Linked DNA regions of Homo sapiens: region 2 is linked to region 1. The links are chromatin loops, found by intact Hi-C in ENCODE. Cell type or tissue: left ventricle myocardium inferior. All regions are shown on one strand. Links, peaks and the distances in the headings refer to the core of each region. The heading gives the core; the rest is flanking DNA.

Region 1 (5,384 bases), core at 82-5,081:
AAGACATGTTAAAACATGTTAACACTCATTTCAACATTCCAAAACTTACTAGAAAGCAACAGTAATCAAAACAGTGCAGTACTGGCAAAAGGATAGACATGTAAACAATGGAATAGAATTGAGAGTCCAGATATAAAATCACGTGCCCATGGCCAACTGATTTTCAACAAGGGTGCCAAGACCATTCAGTGGAGAATAGTCTTTTCAGCAAATGGTGCAGGGACAACTGGATAACCATACCCATAAGACCGAAGTTGGACCTTACCTCATACCGTATACAAAAATTAACCCAAAATAGACCAAAAACCCAAATGTAAGAGCTAAAATGATAAAACTATTAGAAGAAAACGTAAAGGTAAATTTTTATGACCTCAGATATTGCAATATATTTTTAGATATAACACCAAAAGCACAAACACCGCAATGATTCGTCAGTGCAGGGCATAAAGTCAGCTCCCTTGTTCCAACAGCTTGGAGGTCCTGATGGGATCACCTGATACCTTGAGACCTCATTCCAGTCCAGAGTCCAGCCTCAATCTGCTTCATTCACACCTCACAGGTGTTGATACCAAGAGCATTGCCTAAAAAAACTCAGCTTCTGCCTCCTGGGGAAATTGACCTGTAATAATGAAGTTCAAGCTCAAGCAAAACTACTTGGTGATGGCATTCAGAATAGCGATTTCCTCAGGATTGGGGGCAGGGGTGTGTGGCTATTGTCTGGATCTGGACTTCCTGCCCCATCATCTTTGCTCCTCATGGGGCTGCACTACCTGGTCTGTTCATGGTCCACTCTGAGCTGCAGCTGTGTAGGCAATAGCCTTTACATTCCCAGGGCTGGCGGGGCCACAGTACTGTGCTCACACTGCAGACAGCTCCCAGCCACGAGTCCATGAGCCCTGCTCCAAATGTGAATCACTCACCTGTAAAATGAGGGAGTCAAATGGGATGTTTTCTTCTTTGATATGGCTTTTTTTTTTTTTTTTTTGCAAAAAGTTGTATAGTTTTATGAAAAAAGTTAAACTGTTCAGGAAAGCATAATGAAGAGAAAGAATCCTCCTTCTCAGGGATGACTGTCGTCAACAGTTTGGTAAATATCCTTCCTGACACTTCTCTATGTGGATTGTATACCTCCTGTGCCCTCTTCATAGCCCCTTGACCCATCTTTTAACTCCAGTTGTTGCCATGGCCACCAGCTGTGCAGGTATAACTCCACCTCCCCTGCCTATCTCTTGCTGTATGCCTCAGGGCACCCCTGCCACTGCAGGATGGAGCACTCACCACCATTCCAGTGCAGGTGATCGCTGGAAGGGAAAAGGAATGAACACCTCATAGGGCAACTCTTGACCAATGGGGCCTATATCTAGTGGATAAAAATGCCCCTGTCCTGTTCCTCAAGCGAATGATTCTAAGGCTGTCTACATAGTGCTCCAGAGAGTCCCAAATAGGCCTAGGCCCAGATGTTCACAGTAGTGATGATCCCTCTTTCTCTGTCTCTTTCTTCTCTAGCCTCCCTCTCCCGTTTCTGTGGTCTCTTTCCAAAATACACTGACCATGTACATGTAAGCCCTTGTCTCAGCCTGATCTGGGAAGAACCACAATCACTAAGACACTGTGTATGTGTGTGTGTGTATGTGTGTGTAAGTAAATCAATCAATCAATGTAAAATAAAGGGGCCATGCTATTCACATGGCTCTACAGCCTGAATTTGTACTTCCTATGCCAGGAGATATCTACATCTATATCCAGATTTCCACCATCTGTGTAGTACTTTATTGTTGTATGTGGATGCTTTACCTAACTTATTGGGTGGTTTCTAGGTTTTTAGTGCCTCACACAGGATTCCACCCTTGATGAAAATGGGTTGGCTAATTTCTAAAGTATTGTCTAGTTGGAACTAACCAGCCTATGGAGAGTAGGCCTCAAAAACCCCTCCCTGCTGGGTAACTGGAAATGTCATTTCTACTTCATCAGTTAATGCTATGCAAAGCTATGATCTGTGCCTGGGATTTAGCTCCAGCCCCCTGGGGAGCTCTGGAGTGTGAATTGCACTGTGGAGTTCATGCCCCTTGAGGCATCTATGAGCCCTGTAAGGTGTGGTCACTGGGCTCTGGCCGCGCATGGGATGGGCTCATAACCTCCTGGGTAAGTAGCTTCCCTTTTGGCCTGAGGACAATTCTGCAGTGAGGGAGGCAGCTGAGATCCCTAGCAGCCAACACTCCCAGCAGCTGGTAAGGGGCTCTGGGCCAAGCTCTATAGCTCCCGTGCCGGGCAGTACCTTAGTGAGAATTACATAGCACGTTCTCTTTACACTATGTGTGGATTACCAGTTTTCAGCCCACACTTTTGCTATACACTCAGTGGGGCTGCCTTGCCCGTTCCATTTCCAAATGTTCTGATGAAGATGTATTGGGATAAATTTCAATTAAGTGACAGCAAAATCAGCCCTTAAGACGGCATGCACCATTACGCTTATCAGAGTAACTAATAGTCCTTAATGAGCCACAGTCTCTCAAAGTTCCAGAAAAACCAGGTCCCAAAGACACAGGAGGTCCCTGAGGACTCTCATACCTCACCTGGACCATGGCAATTTTCCTCACTTCCCAGTCCCCTCTGGCCACTGTACCAGCATCCATTCTCCCTCCACCCTCCCAGTGCCTTTTGTGCCAGCCTCATTCCCCTCTGCTCACTTCTGCCCTCTAGTGGGCGCTCTGATGGGCTCTGATGGGCCCGCCCTCCGGGAAGCTCACAGGGTATCCCTAACCTGGAACTCTTGAGCTCTTCTGGGGCCTCTGGGAACTAGTGAAGGAAACATCTTCTCTGCTTTCACCTCTGGGCATTCTAAGGACTGCTGTTGCCGTCCTCTGAGCAACCTACCTCTCCTGCCTGTTTTTCCTCCCCATCGTGATCCGAGCTGCTTTGCACCTTTATGAGTTGAGGAGAGACCCAATGAGAGCAGTCTATTAAGAGAAACAGCTGCAGACCCTCCCAGTTCCATTCCTCTTTGCCTCTCTGAGATAACTGCACGGCCGGAGGAACAGCAGGGCTGACCTCGTTAGGCTGTGATATGGCTTCACGGAGCTAACATCCAGAAGGTTCCCAGGGCAGTGCCTGGTCTGTAGTAGGGACTTAATAAATGTGTGCTATTATTGGTATAAGGTCACCAACCACTATGTCTTCCTGCTTCTTATCAAGTTTCATGGTAAAAACGGATTTTCCCTGCATTTTTCTATTTTATATTGAATTAAAAGTATCTGAGTTGACAAGGTCAGCTTTGATGTGTGCTGGAATAAGTCTATCTTGGTCCTGATACAGCCAAGAAATAAGATGCTGGCAGGATGCAGCCGAGCTGAATGCAGGCATGTGGGTTTTACAGCTGGATAGAACCAGGTTGGAATTCTGGCTAAACCACTCCAGTCTCAGTTATTTCATGCAATATGTCCATCTAGGGCCATTGTAAGGTTTGAATGAGGAAGTAGAGCCTGGTGGTGGAGAGCGTAATAGGTTCTAGAGCCGGACTGCCTGGCCTGGAGTCCCAGTTTTCCACCACCTATCAATTGTGTAACTGTAGGCAAGTTACTTAACCTCGCTGTGACTCAGTTTTCCCCAATTACGAAACGAAATAATGGCAACATTTACTTTGTAGCAGATTGAGTTAACATCTCTGCTTGGCTTATGGTATTTAAAAACATGATGCTCTTTATGAATTACTATGTGATGAGTGAATGGCAACGTTAACTAACACATATTAGCTTTTAATTATTAGGAGAATCATGAAGATGACGATTATGTCATAACGATATATTTTATGAGAATTTAGTATTATATACAATGTTAGTTATTTTATATTTTTGCTGCAAATTTGAAACAATGCAAGTCTCCATGAAATAAAAATTAATCTAGAATTGGGTCATTTCAAAGCTGATAGGTCGAATGAACTGTGTACTGGTTTATGATGTTGCCACATGGCTGGTGATCAGAAGTACCTCCTTCCTTGGGATTTATGTTGAATCATGCAGCTTTGCATTATGTGATTTCTTCAGGAACAGTACCCTTTGCATAAAGTGCCACCACCTTGCATATAAAAGCCCTTGAACACTGCCTGCCACAGAGGAGGCACTCCACGAATGGCAATTACCATGCCGGTGTCCTCTGCAGTCAGGTACCAAGCAAATAGCTTGGGTTCCCACAAGCTTGGCTGGTTAAGTCCTCTTCCACCAAGCACAGCAGCTCCCTAGGAATGGGAAGATGAGTGATATCACTACCCTGATATTACCACTCAGCGTGGAGATTGCTTCTCTGCAACCCTCTCACCCGAGTCGCTGTGAGCCATCTCTGTGGCTTTGCTGTGAATACAACTCACTGCTTCCCTGACTGCATTCTTAGTGCTGTGACATTGGGGTGTGCCTTTTCTCTCACGATTGTTACTCTTGTCTCACAGAGCTCTAGGCATACAGTCAGTATGTAATACATCCTTACCAACTCCAAAATTTTTCAAAATTTGGAGCAAGAAAGGGGAATGGCTGTATGTGGCAAAATTACCCACTCTGGACATGTGCATGATTTGTCAATTGTGTTGATGTTCGCTTGTACATCTTCCTGGTGCTAATACATCTGAATGAGTGAGGGTGTTTATTCCCCTTCTGAATCTAGTTTCAGGTGGGGCACAGTTCAGGCTCCACTCTGAGTGTCCCTTCCACTCTTCATGGGATTTGAAGCAGCAGTTGAGGAGCTGGTTGATCCAACTGCCCTTCAGCCTGGTTCCCCATTGTCTTAGTCTTCATTCCCTCTGGAGCTGCCCCTGAGGTGAGAATTTGCAGACAAATGTTGCCAGGAAGCACCAGTAGGGAGGAGAGCAGGCAGAGCAGCCCATGATAGGTGTTAGCAAATCAGGCTGCTGTGAGCAGCTGGGGAGAAGGTGCAGCACCTCTGTAGATGGTGTGAACATGCATCGGAGTTTTCCATCTGAGAGGTAAGAGTTGGGCTACTTATCTAGAAATTTCCATTTCCATTAATTAAGGGCTTCTCTGGAGTCAATAACTCCCTGGTACTTCATTCCTGCCCCTCACTGGCCACATGGGCTGAGCCAGGAAAGCCCCCAGGCAAAGAGTGACAGTAGCTTTCCGTAGGAAGTTGACAGCTGGTATGGAAATGATGAATGTCAGGGGGCTGTAGACAGCACTGATAACATCTGCTGCATAGGTTAAGAGAAGGAATGTGTATAGAGAAATAGTCTAATCATACTCAGGCTCTAGGATGTAGTGTTCTGGTTATGTATTGCTGTGCAACAGCATGCCAAAACTTACTGGCTTAATCTCCAACTACCATTTTATTCCTATTTATGGTTTCTGTGGGTCCGGAATTTGGGAAGTTTCTGCTGGGGTCTT
Region 2 (5,384 bases), core at 108-5,107, 140 kb after region 1:
GAGGCAAAAGTATGAAAGCCCAACCCATTGGCATGGGTACCATCCATCCCCTACTGTTCTCTACAGGACCCCTCTTTGCAGATCTTGCCTGAGAGGGAGCCTTGTCTGACTTCCTCCTTCGCTCTGTTCTTCTACTCCCACTCTTAACTGTCTCCCTTGAGAGCACCTCTTTTAAAAATCATTTGCACACCAATGATTATTTCGGGGCCTGCTTCTAAAGAAGCTGCCTTAAAACAGCATCCAGATTTTTAACTCTGTCACAAATTTGTTATGTGACTTAGGCAAGTCATATCTTCTCCAAACCTCTGTCCATACCTCGTATATGAGAGTACGGATTAAATTATTTCAAAGGTTCTTTAAAGACTTTGAACTCCATGTCCTTTAAACATGATTACATGTTATATTTCTTTTAGAGAAAGGATTCTGAACCTAGGATTCATGGATGGCTTTCAAATGGTGAGTGAAGCCTCAGAAATTGTATGCAAATTTGTGGGTGTATTTTTTTTTCTGGGAAGAGGGTTCATAGCTTTCATTAGATTTCCAAGGAGTCCATAAGCTTCCACCAAAGTTAGTAACCACTCTTTACAGTTTGTTGTTTATAGATTTCCCAAGGGCTGTGGAAAGAGTATCATCATATACTCTAAAACATTAATCTTTTGAGATTCATAATGATTTGGTTAAAACCACTTAATATCTATTAAAAATGATAGAAGGAAGAATGTGCTAATGGTAGTTTTACAGCAGAGGTAAGCAGTCCTCCTTGCCCAGTCTTTGACAGCCTTTTCTCTTGTAAACATGGTCTTTTATACGTTCATGCTTTTTTGACCCTGCATTTGGGTTTAATATAAACTGCGACCTTTTTTTAGACAAATGTTAGATAAACTAGCCTGGCTTTGCTAAAGAAGAAAATATGTTTTGTCTGTGATTAATAAAGCACATGAAATCCACTTACTTGAGTTTCCCTTCACGTTCCTCTCTGCCCCTCTCTTTTCATACACAAAGAGACAGACGGGCAGACAGACAGATAGATACACAACCACACACAATTGTATCAGAAAGACACCCCAAATGCTTTTCTGAATGCAGGATTTCAAAATCTGGTTTTGACAAAAATAGCCCCAGCTGGTTATATTTAAGTCCCACTTGTTATGCACACAGTAGGTCAGTAATTTATGAGCCAAACAGCTGCTCCAATTTTCAGAACCATTAGGTCTCCCGGGTAAGCCACATGGCAGGGGGGTGGCGGGATGCACAGAAGGCTCTTCTTGAGAAATGAAACATTTCCTCGTGTGCATCTGGGTCAGCCATGTATAGTTCCTCTCATAAAAGATATTTTATGAACCTGAATAATAAGAATTTATATAAAGATGCATACACAAACTCACACAATGCATATGGAGGGAATAAAGAACAAGAAAGTAATGGTGAATTAAGTGCATTGAAGGGTTCAGCCAGCCTTTTAATAAACCACAAGATGGAAGCTTGAGTATTTGTGATGTCACCTTGACATTGGAGGGTATTTATATCTTTAAACAAGGCTCCTGTGGGTTGGACATAAGGGACAAAGGCTCTGAGGGGATTGAACCCCAAACTCTGAGGTAGGCCAACTGCACACAGCATTCATTATTTCATTCGCCTGCTCTTTAGTTTGTTCATTCATTTGTTTAGCCTGTGTTAATTGAATGCCAGGCCCTCCACTTGGTGCCAGGCTCAAATGCTGATGGTCCCTATTATGGAGATTACAATTTGGAAGGGAAGACAGCAATAAACTAGTAAACAAACACGTAAATATCTAACTACTTATGTAAATGTGAAAAGTACAAAGAAGAAAAAGCATTGCATTCTCTCTGTGATGTACAGAAAAATGGGATAGGAAGGTGGTCAGAGAAGACATCTGTGATGGTTAATGTGTCTACCTGACTGGCCTAAGGGATGCCCAGGTAGCTGGTAAAGCACTATTTCCAGCTGTGCCTGGGAGGGAGTTTCTGGAAGAGATCGGAGTCTGAATCGGTGAACTGAGTAAAGAACACGGCCCTCCCCGGTGTGGGTGGGCACCATACAATCCTTGGGGACCTAAATAGAACAAAATGCTGGAGGAAAGGAAAATGCACTCTCTCTTTTTGAGCTGTCCCATCCATTTTCTCCTGCCTTTAGACATCAGAGCTCAGCCTTTTTTTTCAGGCTTTTGGATTCAGATTGGGATGTACACCATTAGCACCCCTACCCCTGATTCTCAGGCCTTCTAACTTGAACTGAATTATACCACTGGCTTTCTAGTTCTTCCCCTTGCAGACAGAAGATTGTAGGACTTCTTGGTCTCCATAACCATAACAATGTAAGCCAATTTCTATGAAAACCTCCTCTTGCATATCTATCTATCTATTATCTACCTATTTGTTATCTATTATCTATCTATCATTATCTATTATCTATCATCTATCTATCATCTATCTATCATCTATCTATCTATCTATCTATCATCTATCTATCATCTATCTATCTATGTATCTATCATCTATCTATCATCTCCTGCTGATTCTATTTCTCTGGAGAACCCTGACTAATACCACATCTTTCAATAGGACATACTAATACTAAAATAATTATTTCTTGTTTATCTAAAATTCAAAATGAACTTGACATATCACATTTTATCTGATAATCTTACACCAGTTTGGGTTGGCCATGCAACTTGTTTTGGTCAGTGGGACAGTAGCAAATGTGGAGTACAGCAGAGGCTCAAAAGAACTTGCACATGGAGGCTTACGTTTGTGTTGTTCTTGGAACCTGGTGACTATTAACAGGTGAAGAAGCTGAGACCAGCCTGGTCCAGTCACACTCATTATCCCAACAGTCAGCTTGTCCACACTAGACATGTGAGTAAAGCCGTGCTAGATCATGTAGATACCAGCGGACTTGATGGCTGACTGCAGATGCCAAACCTTTGACCCACAGAATTGTGAGTAGAATAGAGGGTTATTTTCAGAAGAAGAAGGGGTAGAAATTTTTTTTTTTAATTTAAAAAAGAATAGATACTATCATCCACCACTAAGTTTTGACGTGGTTTGTTATGCAGAAGAAACTAACTGATAAACCTCAGACCCTACTATTTCAGTGTGCTCTGGCCAACTTCTAACTACAAATACATGGACAGAAGTACTAGGAATAAACACTCCCTCACAAGAAACAGCTTTCAGCCAATGACTCTTATTTATTTGGTGTATCAATACCCCAGCTCTCTCCCTAATAGAGCTGGGTAATTCTGAGACATGTGTTTTGCACTGTTTCCCAATTTTCCCATGAGATTAAGCTTGAGTTGTCCAAAGTGACAGCTGGCTTAATAATGCACCATGTATTGACTGTCGTTACTTCCAGGTTTCAGTTCCCCACTTCTCTCCAGTGTTCCCTGCACTTCTCTTGCACCCATATCCTTGTCTTGAGGTCTGTGAATTCACACTAAGATGGAGCTTCTGATAATTGCAGAGCAATGCAGGTTGCTGGTGGCCCTGGAGGCACCTCCAGCTCCAGCATGGGCCCATTATTCCCTCTGGACAAACTCCCTGAGGAAGGCCTGACCTGAAACGATTTAACTTCTATGTGCACACTCTGAATTAGTTTCTGGAACACCTGAAAATGCTCCAAAGGTCCCTCTGGAGACCTCCATGAAATGTTGGTTAGTTAATGGAGTGGACCTAATATTAGCCAGTCACTGATGAAGCCAGTTGGGTAGCTGCCTTCATTGACATGGGGCCTTATCTGTTGGTCCTCACTGAGGCTTTGTACCAGACAGAGCTCCCTGACTCAGTCCTGTGCTTGGGAGTCTCCCTTTCTTGGAGCAACCCTCAATATTCAGTCTGTGACTTTGTTCTCTTGCTCCATCCACTATTCTTATGTCTGACCCAGCTTGCACTTGTTGCCAAGAGCTCTGAAGTCTGTACATTCTGCTTTGCTTATTCATGTATTCGGTGTTCATTCATTTATTCAGACTAATGCCCAGATTTTGCATAGAAATTTGCCAACTCCCTTGGGATAGTCCTGGTGATTTCTTGGCCCATTTCCTGATGGGTAGGGAGCTGGGTTTATGGCTGCCACCTCTGCCTGGGTGTTTTCTCACATCCTGTTGTTTATTTTCTCCTATCTGGTCTTCTTCTCCACCTTGTTACTTCCCTCTGAAGAGCCATTTCTGATTGTCTTGACTGGGGCACAACATTCATGCTCTGATTTGGTGTGCAAAGATGGCAGCTCTAATAACCGTAAGTCATCTCAATAGTTCTGGGTGAGGTGATTCCACTCCAAAGCACAATGCCCACCAAGGCAAGAGCTACAAGGGCATTGTGGAGGTGCAACCACTTGTAAGTCGCCCAATTCAGCCTCCAGCTAGCTGGGCTGCTGTCCTGAAGAAGGCCATGGCAGCTGGAACTTTGGCCCCTTGAATGACACAGACCTGATGCAGGCTTACTGTTTGAAGCTGAGAATTCCATACACTGAAAAGAAAAGCAAAAACAAGACGAGACAAAGACTTGAGTAGTCATGTTGTTTGGCAGGCTAAAATCTACAAAGGTAATAAATATCTTTCCTCTTCCCATCAAGTATTTTAGATTTCAAAGGGAAAGTGAAGCATTGGTATTTACTGAGCATATGCTAGGTGCCAGGCACTGGCCTGAAGTGCTTTATGCATATTATTGCATTTAATTTTCACAGTGACCATATGAAGAGGGGTTGTAGCCCACATTTTCAGGTAAGAAGACTGAACCTCAGAGATGTGAAATAACTTGCCCAAGGTCATACAGCAAAACTAGAATCTGAACTGCCTATTTCTAGAACCCATGGTGTTAACCACTTTGTCATATTCTTCAAGCATCCAGGCAGGGATGAAAAGAAGAAGGCATAGAAACTGACCTCACAGGCTAGGCGCAATGGCTCACACCTGTAATCCTCGCACTTTAGGAGGCCGAGGTGGGCGGATCATGAGGTCAGGAGTTTGAGACCAGCTTGGCCAACATGGTGAAACCCTGTCTCTACTAAAAATACAAACATTAGCTGGATGTGGTGGCGGGTGCCTGTAATCCCAACTACTCGGGAGGCTGAGGCAGGAGAATTGCTTGAACATGGGAGGCAAAGGTTGCAGTGAGCCAAGATTTCGCCACTGCACTCCAGCCTCGGTGACAAAGCAAGACTCTGTCTTGGGAAAAAAAAAAAAAGAAATTGACCTCACTTCCCTAGCACACAAAATGCCACAAGACATCAATACTTTGTGTAAAATGGTGAGGGAGCAAGCTGTGATTCAATCTCGTTTTCTTTCTTATAGGAAGTCAAAGAAAGATGTTGCCCATCAAATATGCAAGGGTAAGAAAGAGGTCAATGTACTCTTCTAAATGTTACTT

The links. A loop is a pair of places that touch in the nucleus more often than their neighbours do. Peaks named below come from ENCODE experiments on the same cell type or tissue, not always from the same donor. Only the 100,000 strongest peaks of a DNase experiment are listed, where the experiment ranks them.
Region 2: it touches region 1 in a loop (2.6-fold over the local background); 2 of 110 quality-filtered maps call a loop at or near these places.

Annotation. Positions count from the first base shown.
Region 1 is chr20:21,046,313-21,051,696 of GRCh38, reverse strand. No RefSeq gene overlaps it. Among named protein-coding and RNA genes, the nearest start is that of LINC00237, 57 kb to the left of the region's middle. In left ventricle myocardium inferior, for the core only: a CTCF peak has its summit at 2,703 (motif pointing left); a DNase peak (open chromatin) is centred at 2,696; H3K27me3 peaks cover 5,000 bases.
Region 2 is chr20:20,902,488-20,907,871 of GRCh38, reverse strand. No RefSeq gene overlaps it. Among named protein-coding and RNA genes, the nearest start is that of LINC03083, 65 kb to the left of the region's middle. In left ventricle myocardium inferior, for the core only: no CTCF peak of the experiment used is centred there; no DNase peak of the experiment used is centred there; H3K27me3 peaks cover 2,434 bases.